3 separate regions of the Mus musculus genome follow, and regions 2 and 3 are each linked to region 1. A link is a contact called in ENCODE Hi-C or POLR2A ChIA-PET data. All regions are on one chromosome and are shown on one strand. Each heading gives the region's core, a stretch centred on a gene start or an enhancer-like site at or near the end of the contact. The rest is flanking DNA. Distances are from core to core; before and after follow the strand shown.

The links. Hi-C counts contacts between places; a loop is a spot of excess contacts on that map. ChIA-PET counts read pairs that join two places held with the same protein, here RNA polymerase II (POLR2A).
Region 2: POLR2A ChIA-PET joins it to region 1 with 26 read pairs in embryonic stem cell. The contact joins the promoter of Dlg4 here to the promoter of Eif5a in region 1. A Hi-C loop is called at or near these places in 2 of 37 maps with a recorded cell type or tissue (heart and v-Abl transformed pro-B cells). POLR2A ChIA-PET finds 5 or more read pairs at or near these places in 4 of 5 experiments (Patski and embryonic stem cell).
Region 3: POLR2A ChIA-PET joins it to region 1 with 10 read pairs in embryonic stem cell. The contact joins the promoter of Chrnb1 here to the promoter of Eif5a in region 1. POLR2A ChIA-PET finds 5 or more read pairs at or near these places in 5 of 5 experiments (Patski and embryonic stem cell).

Annotation. Positions count from the first base shown.
Region 1 is chr11:69,918,556-69,922,779 of GRCm38, forward strand. It overlaps Eif5a (eukaryotic translation initiation factor 5A), which reads right to left and starts at 2,831. Exons shown (of 6, transcript NM_181582.4): 1 at 2,608-2,831; 2 at 596-781. The coding sequence starts at 760.
Region 2 is chr11:70,014,342-70,018,768 of GRCm38, forward strand. It overlaps Dlg4 (discs large MAGUK scaffold protein 4), which reads left to right and starts at 2,862. Exons shown (of 22, transcript NM_001370675.1): 1 at 2,862-2,892; 2 at 3,081-3,179; 3 at 3,445-3,485. The coding sequence starts at 2,874. It overlaps Acadvl (acyl-Coenzyme A dehydrogenase, very long chain), which reads right to left and starts at 1,087. Exons shown (of 20, transcript NM_017366.3): 1 at 922-1,087; 2 at 776-854; 3 at 452-517; 4 at 290-362; 5 at 138-202; 6 at 1-38. The coding sequence starts at 983.
Region 3 is chr11:69,794,046-69,798,043 of GRCm38, forward strand. It overlaps Chrnb1 (cholinergic receptor, nicotinic, beta polypeptide 1 (muscle)), which reads right to left and starts at 1,892. Exons shown (of 11, transcript NM_009601.4): 1 at 1,777-1,892; 2 at 1,550-1,689; 3 at 924-968; 4 at 105-214. The coding sequence starts at 1,834. Fgf11 (fibroblast growth factor 11) reads right to left here. Exons shown (of 5, transcript NM_001362623.1): 5 at 2,023-3,998.

The DNA of each region.
Region 1 (4,224 bases), core at 1,581-4,080:
AACCCAGGAGAAGAGCAGAGGGACTGTGCAGTCAGTATGCAAGGAAAACAGAAGAGGAGCACGCCTTATATTTAATGTCAACAAAGGATAGGAAATATAACACAAAAATTTCAACTAGTCAGAAAGTCTAAGCTAAGAGAAAGAATGCCGTCTTAAGTAAACCAAAGAACAGTGGACAGTCAGCAGAAGGTAGAGGACATTGAGATTTATCACAACCCCAAAGGGGAAGCCAGAATTTGAAGGAGCAGCAGCAGTGATTAGAGAATGCAGACTGGAGCACCCCAAGAATGCTGCCTTGGGAGGAGGGGTCCTTGACTGGAGAAATCCTGGACAAGGAGCCCAAGGTCAAGAATAAGAAACTGAATATACAAACCAAAAGAAAACTAGCACAAAGAGGGAGGAAAAAAACATAGCATGACAGGTACCCTACAGAAGAAACTGGGAACAGTTTAGTTTTAAATTGGAGCAAAAAACTGGGTGCTGAACAAAAGGAAAACAGCAAAAGGGGTCAAGACTAGAGCCAACAGTTCACTGCCCAGAGTCCTAGGGGTGTGGGAGCTGCAGGGAAGGCAAGATGTTGAGAGGTGATTCTAACCTTGGCATGGCCATGCTTGCCAGTCTTCGAAGTAGACATCTCGACGATCTTACATGGCCGGCCTTTGAGCACCACAAAACCATTCTTACGTAATGCTGAGCACTGCATTGGGAAGGTGGCTGAGGCCCCTGCATCTCCTGTCTCGAAGTCCAAATCATCTGCCATTTTAAGAGGCTTCGATTCCAACTAAAGCCAAGAAGAGAACTAGGGTCAGTAACGATGGAGGTTAAATGAGATCGCTGATCTATCCCATTCCTCCCTAAAACACTGATCCACTTCCCCTTCATTCATTACCCACCTAAATAAAGTTGCATTTCCTGCTTTGAAACTGGAGTCAAACATATTGAAGAGCTTGAGTATTGGGGGTAAAACAGCTGGGGATCCCCTGGGCCCCCACAATGACATCTAAAGTTGTGGCTAGGGAAAGGAAGCCTCCTGGGAGTTGGGATGCCAAATCCCAGAGATGAGGAAAGGGCTACTTCCCGGGAGCGAGTAGGACTCAGGTGTTACTCGCCACTGAAACCAACCACCCCCTCTTCCCCACACTCTGCCAGGACTATAATTAGGTGAGCAGCAATGAGCCAGCTGAAGGGCGGGGCTAATGGAGGGGTGGAGACGGAGGACAAGGCCCCACCCAGTTGTTACACCACCCCCCCACCCTGTCCACACACAAGCCAGTCATTGGTACAGGAAACCACAAGGCCTCTTTGGGGGATTCCCGCCTCCAACGTGCACTTGCAGATGCAGTCAAGGGAGAGAAAGTAGTTTCCTAAAGGATCCCACTGCCAAACATTTCGATCTCAGTTCCCGAAGGGAACTCAGCCTTTTGTCGATGGCCCTCCCACTTTTCCCAGGATGCACCAGTCCTGTCGGCTTTTCAGGCCCAGCCTGTACAGTCAGTAGAAAGTGAGGGGTGGTGAATGACAATAAAATGAAAGCAAAAGATTCGTAGTAGTAATAGAAATCGTACTAGGCTGGCAGAGTAAAGGACTTTAAAACACAGTAACTCCCAAACAAAACACGACAGGGAAGGCACTGGCATGGTGAAGATCGAAGATCACCGCAGGGGAACTAGAAGCTCACTACTTTCAGGCGCTGTCGGCATGGGCCGAGAAAGAGTTGGGCATCAGTCCAATCGCCCTCAGTTTCCCCACTTTTCCCGGTTTCCCCAGCAAAGCAGTACCACTTACATCTGGCTGGACGTCTCACTTCATATGAAGACTGAGGGATGAGCTCCAGAGGCCCATGAGGCTGGGGAACACTAACATATGCCTGCAACGGGCCCTGCGGGATGAGTGAGACCCAAGGGTAGGGTCTCTCCCGCACGCCAAAATCCAAGGCTCCGGAGAAACCCAAAAAAGACCAGAGCTCCTTGCGCTGAGGGTTGCCGGCTCGCGCCCACCATGTGGTCGCCCGGGGCTTCCGGTGGCCCGGGCCAGGGGGGAGGGGTCCCCGTGCAGCCATGCGGCCCCGGTCAACGTTCGGCCGCATGGCCTCGGACCCCGAGGGCAGCCTCCAATGGGGAACACTTCCGGTGCTACGGCTGCCCCTGCCCCAAAGCTGCGCCAGGCCAGGACCATGCCGCCTCCCCTCCCCCCGCCGGCCGCCAACCCCCTCCACATGCCCTCACCTAACAGCCCCCTCCCCCACCTCACGTGGCCGCGCAGCGCCGGTCCTCAACCGCACAGGAGCCTTTGCCCTGTCTGGGCCGATCTGGCCCCGGGCCCTCGCCCCGGCGTGGCCGCCTGGCGGCCTCTCCCGCGTGGCGGCCTCGCGGCTCGCCGTCCCCCGCCCTGCGTCGCTCCAACGTCACCCGGCCGGCCCCAACCGTCACCCCTCGCGCCAACCGGGCCCTGCACCCGCCTCTCCGCACCTCGCGCCGCTCCCTCACCGAACCCGTGCGGCGACAGCCGCCGCTCCCTTCTGCCCCCCTCCCCGACCCCCGCGTAGTTCCGTCTCTCGTTCGTAGCTCAAACCGAGGTTACGCGCAGGCGCGCCCTGCCCGCTCTCACCTCGCGCGAACGCACTGACTTGACCTGGTCCGCTCGCCGCGAGCCCAACTGCTGCCTCCGAACCCGCTACTGTGCTGCCGCCGCCGCCGCCGCCGCCTCTAGCGCCGCCGCCGCTGCTGCACACGGGTCTTAGTACGCAGGCGCCGACTCCCCACTGACCAACCAAGCAGCCCTATGACAGCCGCGCAAGCGTGCTAGGTAGCTCCACCACCTTCCACCCCCGCACTGCGCAAGCGCATGGACCCTCCCCGATCTCCACCCTCTCTCCCACCTACCCATCGGATGACGCACACACGTGACCCCGCCCCTTTCCAGTCCGTAGTGCTTCCAACCAGTCGGCAATGCGCAGGCGCACCGGGTTTTTTTTTTTTTTTTTTAAATCCCTTCAACCTCTTCTTCCCTCCCCTTGAGCGACAGCTCGCTCTACCGGGCAACCCTTGCGGCTGCGCAATACAGAACCCTGCACTCCACACCCTCCGAAGGAAACGCCTGGGTCTCAACGCATGCGTGTTAGGAATCCTAAACGCCCCTTCCACCTCAGACGTCGTCCCTACGCGGGGTGTTGAAAAGACCACGCCACTGTGCTGCTTGCGGCGTCAAGAACGCATGCGTCTGAGCAGGCGCCACACCTCGGCTTTAACTGGAATTGAACAACTCACAAACACGTTTCTGAGAACCTTTCTAGTTAGGTGTGTGGCTCTTCTCCGAATCGCTGTCCCAGCTCTGCACGTGCTCAAGAGACTGCTTTCCGTGGGAGACTCTGCTCTCACGCTAGTGTGGTCGGATTACAACCATCCCGGCTTCGGTACTTTACACAACTTGTGCGCTATAGTTTCAGTATCCAGAGCTATCCGATACAAGCCACCATCTTGTCTAAACCCTGGTTAGTGTTGATTCCTAAGGTTCGCATAGAAGCTTTTCCTTTCTAAATCCTAAATAAAGAGAACTACATAGCGTTTCCGATTGTTTTCCCAGGTCGGCTTGAGGTTTCTAAAAGGAAATGTCTAATGTTTCTTCCAAAATCAAACTCCCTATGAGAAGAGTGGCTCTGGACCAGGCGACACAGACTTTATTGCCAGATCGCTAGGAGGCTGAGACTTGTTATAAAGCCAGCACATAAAGTTGGTCTTGAAATTTATGATGCCTGTAATCTCTGAGTTTGAGAAACTGGAGCAGGAGAATAGAAAAAAACAAAACAGTGCAATATTAAATTACTTTGACGTTATCTAAAGATGAGCGATCAGGATTCCTACTCCTTAGATAATGCAGGCGTGGTGGAGCACTCCCTTAATCCTGTAAGAGCCAGGTGGGTTCAAGGCCAGTCTGGTCTGTACAGTGTGAATTCTTGACTCAAAAGCAAAACAAAAAAATCTGGTCTAGGAATCTAAACCTTTTTGGTGGTAGTGGTGGTTTTGTTGTTGTTTTTCAAGACAGGGTTTCTCTGTGTAGCTCTGGCTGTCCTGGAACTCACTCAGTCGACCAGACTGGCCTTAAGATCCACCTGCCTCTGCCTCTCGTGTTGGGATGTAAGGCATGCACTGCCACCTATAGTTTTGAGAAATCACTTCAAATTACTGTACTTTTAATTTCTTTACCACTAAGTAAGGATATTAAATG
Region 2 (4,427 bases), core at 1,612-4,111, 96 kb after region 1:
TTCTCCAAGGCGTCGTTCTTGGCAGGGTCATTCACTTCCTGAGCAAGGAATAGGAAGAATCTCATATTCAGAGGCTCCTTTAAGCTCCTTAGCATCTTACTTAGCCCAGGAGGGGCTGAGCTCTGGTCATCCCTTACCTCAAAGAACCGGGCCACTGGTCCCACCAGCTCTTTGAGAAATTGTGCCTGTTCTTCACTGAGCACTGTATAATGGGAGAGAAGAGCAGGCTAGTCAGGCAGAGAGGGCTCCCCTGCCCACACTGTCAGTGACTGACTAAGCCTTTACTTACCAGATGGGTATGGGAACACCTGATCAATGGTAAGCTGGCCTTTGAACATCCCCACAGCAAAGGACTTCGATTCCTAGGCAAGGAAGGAAAGGATCTTAGGTGGGTGCCTGGGGTGATTCTACTCCTGGTTTTTAAGTGTCAGTCCAGTTTCCAGTCACTTACTGCCCTGGCTGGTTTTTCTCTGGTGGAAGCATCAGAGGAGAGGGTTTCTGGCTTGTCCAGAACTGCCTGGAGGGAAGGGCAGAGCAGTTAGGCTGGAGATGGGTCTTAAAAGGTGTGCAGGAAGCGCTAGCTCTAGGAAGTGCGTTTGGTGCATGTTCCATTACTTTCTCACTAGGGCACCCTGGCGTGCCCTTTCCCCTACTTTCAGTGACAGAACTGCCACCAGGTGACTGGGTCGAAGAGAGAGACCCCTGTCGGTCGCAGGCTAGTGGGAACTGGCAACTCGCATTTCTACGTCCGTCTCCCTCATCCACTGTCACTTACCTGAGTGGCCTCCCTGGCATAAAGTCGCTGGGCAGAGATAGGCCGGGGTTGTCCCTGAAGCACAGTAGTAGATCGCGAGCTGTAAGGAGTCGGGGTTCAGTTCTGCCCTGGTTCCCAGACCCAGTGTCCCCTTGCTATATACGGACCTTCGGGCCCCCAGCCGCAGCAGCTGTCGCCCCACACTCGGGGTCATCCGAGCCGACTGCATCTCCAAAGCCGCCGCCGAAGTCTTGACCACTGACCTCTTCTCTTCGCGTCTCGCCTGCCCAAAGGTTGTGTGTCTGGGCCCTGACTCATGCTCCACAATGCACTGCGTGGTGGGGGCGTGGTCTTGGGCCTCGATGCATGGTGGGAGCTGAAGTTCCGACGTGTGCCCGGTCCCTGTATTCTACCTGACCTAGGGTGATCCATCTTCAAACGATCCGTTTTCTTTCCCAAACTCTATAGAGCCGCTGGTCTAAACTAAAGTCTGATCCACTAAAAAGGGAAGAGATTAGATAAGAGAAGGAAGAATTAAATGACTAGAAGGTTGGAGGTAGACTGGAGGGAGGACTTCCTAGCTAAAGTTAAAAGAGAGAAAGGAAAATATCAGATGCAGAGACCTGGATTATAAGGAAAAAAATTCTCCTTCAAATAAAGAGGGGCGTGAGGTGGCAGACTCAAGCTGGGGTGTACTCTAAGCGAATTCTGAGATCTAGAAGATTTCACCAACTTAAAACACTTCTAAAAGCGCGTAGTAGGCACCTCTAGTCTCTCATGGACTTTGGGAGATAATAAATCACGATCACTATGAATTTGAGGCCACATAGACCCTGCTAGAGTGAAGACTCCAAATACATAAGTCTTAGGAAATGAATACTTTTTTTTAAAAAAGAACTTTATGTGTGTCTCTGTGTGTCTGTATATTAGCGTGTGCACATGGGTGCAGTGCCTATAGATACAGAGACCAGAAGCTGTGGAGCTGGAGGGAAGTTGTGAGTCTCCCGACGTGGTTGCTGAGAACAGAACTAAGGTCCTCTGGAAGAGCAAAATGCATCGTGTGTGTGTTGTATGGTTTTTGTTGTTGTTGGTGGTGGTTTGTTTTTCTGAGACAGGGTTTCTCTGTGTAGCCCTGACTGTCCTGGAACTTACTCTGTAAACAAGACTGGTCTTGAACTCAGAAATCTGCCTGCCTCTCCTTCCCAAGTACTGGGATTAAAGGTGTGCGCCACCACTGCCAGGCTAGTTTTTTTGTTTGTTTGTTTTTTAATTTATGTATGTGAGTACACTGTAGCTGTCCTCAGACACATCAGAAGAGGGCATCGGATCCCATTATAGATGGCTGTGAGCCACAATGTGGTTGCTGGGTATTGAACTCAGGGCCTCTGGAAGAGCAGTCAGTGCTTTTAACCCCTGAGACATCTCTCCAGCCCTCCCTTTTTTTTTTTTTTTTTTAGGCTTTAAAGGTTTATTTTAAAATTTTTATATATATGAGTGTTTTGTGTGTATATATATATATATATATATATATATATATATATCCCACCAAGGTCAGAAGAAGGCATTAGATCACCTGCAACTGGAATTACATACAGTTAGCTGTACACTGCCATGTATGTGGACACTGGAGACTGAACACAAGTCCTCTGCCTAAGAGCAACGCATGCTCTGATTGCTGAGCTGTCTTGAACCTCATCTAAAAGTCTGCTTATGCGAGTGTGCACTCACATAAGCCCTTATCAGAAGACAACTTCCAATAGTTCTCTCCACATTTATGTGGGTCCCTGATGACAGGCTTGGCAGTGAGTTCCTTTACTCAGTGAGCCATGTCACTGCCCCCGACCCCTTCTCAGTATGGTCAGGCCTGGGGAGAAAAAGAGCTTAACTCTGGGTTGCTGGGACTGCCTTAGATAAAATCCTCTTTCCCACTCACAGAAAAGCAGCTAAATTATGCCTGGCATTTGGGAAGGTACACTATGCGGAGCAAAGTGTTACCTGGTGACCTGGGGAAGAATGGAATCTAGACCGATTGTCCACTTTACTAGCTACAACTGCGTAGGCTGAAGGCAGCTCAACTTCAATCTTGGCGGATTAGGGAGATTAAATCGAGAGAAGAGAGATGTCCCAGAGACCAAGAGGTGAAAAAAAAAAACCAACCCGGGTCTTTGAGGGGGTGATCTGGATCTGGGATGGGGGCCCAGGGGCTCCTTCTCTTCCTGAATCTATCCATGGTGTCTGGAAAAAGAAGACAAAGGCTGGGAAACCTTAGATGACTAAGTGGGTAAGTGGCTTGGTCTCGATCCTTTGTCACTTGCTTTTTTACCAGCTCCCAGGTCAGCCCTCTGGCTACTGGCCCCCCCACTACTGCGGTGGGCACCTCCCCTCCTCACAGTGCTGCACAGTGATCTCTTCCAGGCCTTGCTGGGTGAGTAAGGCTGGTGTTCTGAGGGGCCACAGTGGACAGGGCTGGCCTGTGGTATGGGGTCAAGCATTACAGGTTCTAGGCTGGTTGGAAATACTCAGAGCATCTAGTCCAGGCTCTCGCTTGTATAGAGCCATCACACTGTACCTCCTAGCAGCATCCATCCTAGCCGGAGGAGCCTCTCTTGACACACAGAAGCCAGGGGTAGCAGGGGTGGCCAGAGGGCCCCGGGATTTGGGAGGGTGACTTAATTCTGTTCCTGTGACAGACATCCTGGACTATTATGAGGCTTGTATCTCAGAGAGTCAGGTAAGGTGATGACGGTGGGTGCCTGGCTTCCTGACTGCCTGAGCTGGCAGGACTGGAGGGACAAGAGTACATTCTTCTAATTCTAAACTGAGACTTAGGGGCCCAGGCAACATGATCCCTAGTACTGACTGAGGAGTTGGGGCACCAGCAGTGCTGTCTGTGGGCAGCCAGCCCTATGCCCTTTCTCCTTTCTTCTCCCCTTTCTTGCATTGCCCCAATTTCAATACCAGGAAGTCCAGGTCATACTTAATTACTTTTCAGACTTCTTCCTGTGACTCCTAGGGGAGAACTAGGTCCCCAAGATTCTCTACTGCCAGCCCCTCCCTCAACCCCTTACCCCACGCTATGGCCTCCCTCCTGCACTCAACCAAGGAGGGATGCTCCCCTCCCAGCTGTGGGCTTTTTTCCTCTAAGGAGGAATTCCATCCTCCTCATCTTTGCTGTCATCACCGAGGTTAGCCAGGTCTCCATGTTTGCCGTAGGGCCTCTCTGCTTGTGCTTCTAGCTCCTTTCCCATTATCCGGGTTCCTGCCAGCAGTGAAGGAGTTAACACTGCCAAGGCACCCCCCCCATTCTGGCTCCTAGCTCCCTCCCTCCCTCCCCCTGCTTCCTCTCTCCTCCTCTCTCCCCTTCCCTCCTCGGCTCCGCGGCTACATCGGCCGCTGCCATCTCCAACCCCCCCCACCCCACTCCCCCGCCACGGCCCCTAGCCCCTGGCCGTTTGGCAAGACCCCCGCATACCCCGGGGCTTCCCGAAATCCAGTTCCCCTCCCCCATCCCAGCTCATGCCCCAGCCCCAGAACTCCGGGGCTGCCAGCCCCCTGTGCCCCTACCCCTCCTGAGAATCGGGGTGTGCTCCTCAAGCCCCCTCCCCTCCACTGGGGAGCCCCTTTTAGGGTCCCCCCTCCCTTCCACGCTCCCCTACCCTTCTCTTCTCCAACC
Region 3 (3,998 bases), core at 642-3,141, 130 kb before region 1:
GCCCCTTCCCCGATGGTACACACACACACACACACACACACACACCATGGCTTACCCTAATCCCCTCATGCCTCAACCCCGCCCAGGCTTTAGAAAGACCCTACTTGTTCAGCAGCACCACATCAGGGAGCCAAACGGATTCAGCAGTGATGCGGAGAGAATCGATGCCATCATGTTCTGCGGGGTCCCAGCTTAACCTGTAGTCGGTCCACTCCTAAGGAAGCAGAGGCTAAAGGGCTGTTCAGGCTAAAGGGCTGGGAGAGGCTTGAGGTGTCAGAAAGAATGCCAGGAAGAGGGTGCAAAGGGGAGAAGCACAGGGCTGAGAAAAGGAAAAAAGGTTCTGGCTATGCTGTCACTGTCTGGGATTCACGTCAACTGGTTTCCTCCGCCCAGTCCCGAGCCCTGGACTGAACTCTCTTTTTTCAGTCTCAAACCGAAGAAGGGGCCTAAAGAGATACCTCATTGGTTAAGGGCACTGGCTACTCTTCCAGAGGACCCAAAATAGATTCCGAGCACCTACGTGGAAGGCCCAAACATCTGTAACTCTAGTTCCAGGAGAACAGGGGCCCTCTTCTGGCTTCCACGGACACCAGTTATGCATGTGCTTCACAGACATATGCAAGCAAAACACCCATTCACATAAAATAAAAATAGAATAATTTAAGAAATAACTGAAGAGATTGAACTAGCCACCCTAAAGTGATGTTCAACCTGCATGCAGTTCAGGATCTTTCAAGGATGGGAATTCAAATTAGTGATCCCCAAACTTGTATCTTAAATTTGTTGATCGAAAATTCTGTTTCAGTTATTATATGTGTACGTTGTGAGTTACTATTAAAAAAAAATCTTACTGGGATGAGGACTCCAGGAGATTAATATAAAGGAAACAGGGTGCCTTTCCCTAACCCACGAGGTCTCCATACCAGGTCTAAGTACACCTTTGTGCTCATTTCTTCATCCTTCTCGTTCTAGAATGGAAAAGTTAAAAGGCAGAAGTGAAATGAAGTGGGTGGAAACGAGGGTTCGGTGAGTTACTTTCTCCATGGAATCTCTAGTCCCTTTCTCTAAATTGCACCTTCTTGGGTGCAAACTCCATCTCATATCAATCTCGAAACACCAGCCTTGGTGCCTGCTTTCCTTTCTTTTACGTCGAGGTTAAGTCACGGGCCACGCCCGGCGTCTAATGGATACAACTCTGAATCTCCGCTCAGAGTTGTTTATTGACTGCTTAGGTACCAAGCTCTGCTGGACTTTGCTAGAATATTACACAGCCCCGCCTCGAGGTCCTCCCGGTAGCAGGTCCTTCTGCCCCAGCTCCGCCTCAAAACCCGCCCACAGGCGAGTTAGCAGAACAGTATTCTGTACCTATCATAGAGGCCTCGCCCATGAACTAGTTCATTGGTCTGATTTTTACCCAATCACCGCCAAAGGCTTGTCTGCCTCTTAGCATAACCCGCCCGCCCCCAGGCTGTCGATCTTCTGGGCAGCGTCTAAAGCCACGCCCCCAGTCGGTCCTGCCCAGCGACTCCACCCGCAGTGCCGCTCTCACCAGGCTGATGAGTTGCGCCAGGGTGAGGCCGATGCTGACCCCGACGCGGTCTCCCACCTCCCGCGCCGGCCTCACCGAGCTATCATAGTTGGAGAAAAGTTTCTTAATCAGTTGGCCTTCGGCTTCCGACCCGCGGGCGCCTGACGAAGGAAAGCACTAAGTGACGCTCCCGGGGCTGGCCGTGACCATTGCTCATCACTGCCTCTTGGAGACCCAAACTGACTTACCTGGGGCGAGGGGCGTCCCGAGTACCCCTAGAAGCAGAAGCAGCGCCCCTAAGGCCATGGCCCTGCCTCTTTCGCTCAGTGAAGTTTGTCCGGATAGCGGCCTCAGGCCAGGGGAAGTGACGAGGCGCCCAGGAATGTGCACCTGTTGTCGGGGGACCAGACGCCAGCCCACCCGCCCCGCCCTCGGGACTTGGTCCCGCCCGGAGCAACTGCAGTCGCCCTCCACTCACAAATGTCAGATAACACTCCGGTTGTATAAATCATCTTTAATTACAGAAAGCATGAAGTGGAGACCCCGTCCCCTGAGAGCAGTGCCAGGAGATGGGCGGAGCCTGAGCGGGGTTTGTATGAGGGAGGGGGGCATCTCTTGCAACAAGCCAGAAGTAAAAGGGCCTGAGGAAAAGTGACCTGTCTTTGAGCACTAGCCCCTCCCTTAGGACCTCAATAGACGTTTCCACCTACATCTGCTAGACTCAGAATCTACCTCCTATTTTACTAGAGGTTCCCCATGGCTTTCTCCGTTTTTCAGGTCCTTTTTGGGTACTTAGAACCCACCTGAGGTTTAAAAGCTGTAAAGTAAAGTAAATTCTATTTAGTTAGAAGCTCTGGGGATACATATGAGGTCTGGGAGCCCAAGAGGCTCCTCGTTTCCTAAGCCTGACCTGTAGAGGGCTCGGAGAAGTTGAACTTATTGCTGAGTTGGGGGTCTCTCTGCTGTGAGGGGGAGTCAAGGCTGTGTCCCTATTTGTCCTTTTTAATTCTAGAGTTATTCTCATTGTAGACCTTAGCTTCCTGTTGTTTGAGACAGGGTCTCACATAGCCTAGGCTGGCCCTGACCTCACTAGGTAGCCCAGGCTAGCCTTTTATTTCCTGATTCTCCTCCTCTCCTTTACCTCACAGATGCAGCATACCATATCAGAACGAAAGTCCTCAGCTTTAAAAGGGATCTGGAAGGAATTCCTGCTGAGGTAGCTAAGTGTTCAGACACAGGTTCAATCATACCATGGCATTTTCTCCCTCTCAGCTTCCCTTCTAGGAGCCAGGTATATTCTTCCAGAATTCCTGTATCTTTCCCCAGACTCTTGTCTCCCTGGCAGAACCCTAGTTGGAATGCTGAAACTAGAAACCATGTAAAAGTAAGGTTAGTATTCTGGAGGGACTATTTTTAGAAAATTATTTAGGAAAAGCAAGAAGTGGTTCTTGATCCGTTCAGTACTGATTAGTTCTCTCTCTCTCTCTCTCTCTCTCTCTCTTTCTCTCTCTCTCTCTCTGTGTGTGTGTGTGTGTGTGTGTGTGTATGTGTGTGTGTGTATTGGCTTTTGAGACAGGGTTTTGCTATTGTAGCCCAGGATGGCCTCCAACTCAGGATCTGTCTGATTCAGCCTCCCGGGTGCTGAATTACAGGTGTGTGCCACCAAGCACAGCTCAGAGCCAATCAGTTTTTAATTAATCATAGCTGAGTTCTACCCATAGCTCATCCTTTAATTGCTAGAGAAAGTGGAAGGGTAGGTCTAGAACTTACTCTAGTACAATAATATGGCTATACAGGCCCTAGCTCCATCCGGGAAGAAAGGGCTGAGAGTCATGGGCTATGTCCTAGAACTGAGATTCAGGAGGAAGTATGGCTCCAGAAAGGTCTAGAATACCACGTTCTAGAATTGGGTGTCTCTGGGATAAGAAGGTTTAATCAGTGGTGACCTGAGACTGGTCCCAATTCAGACCAAGGCCAATTGCTACAGTAGGGGGCCTCTTTTTTAAAGCCAGGGGTGGGAGGTGTCCATCTAGGACAAGGATAGACGTGGAAAGGATACATACTTGGGTTCCAACACAGAACATAGGGATGGCCCTGCCTGGCTGGGGTGACCAGCTCTATCAGAACCTGTCCAGACCAAGTCAGAAGGTAGAGCAGAGAGAGAAGGAGATGCATTCTGAGTGCCAGTGGACCGACCTAGAAAGCTATGGCTTCGAGACGATGCAAAGAAGGACATGGCTTCAGAGACTGGCTCAGCCAGGGTGAAGAGTATTACCTTCCTGCCTTGAGTGTTGGAACCCCGGTGCCTTTTAGGAAAAAAAATGGGTGTTCTCTTAAGGGGTAGGAATTAGTGTGGAAAAAAGAGAAGTGATCAGGCAGGGTCATCTCAGGCACCCCCATCTTGGGACCTCTCCTGGGCCCCAGGATCTAAGAGCTCAGCAACTCCGGAGGTCCCTGACAGCCCCGAAGC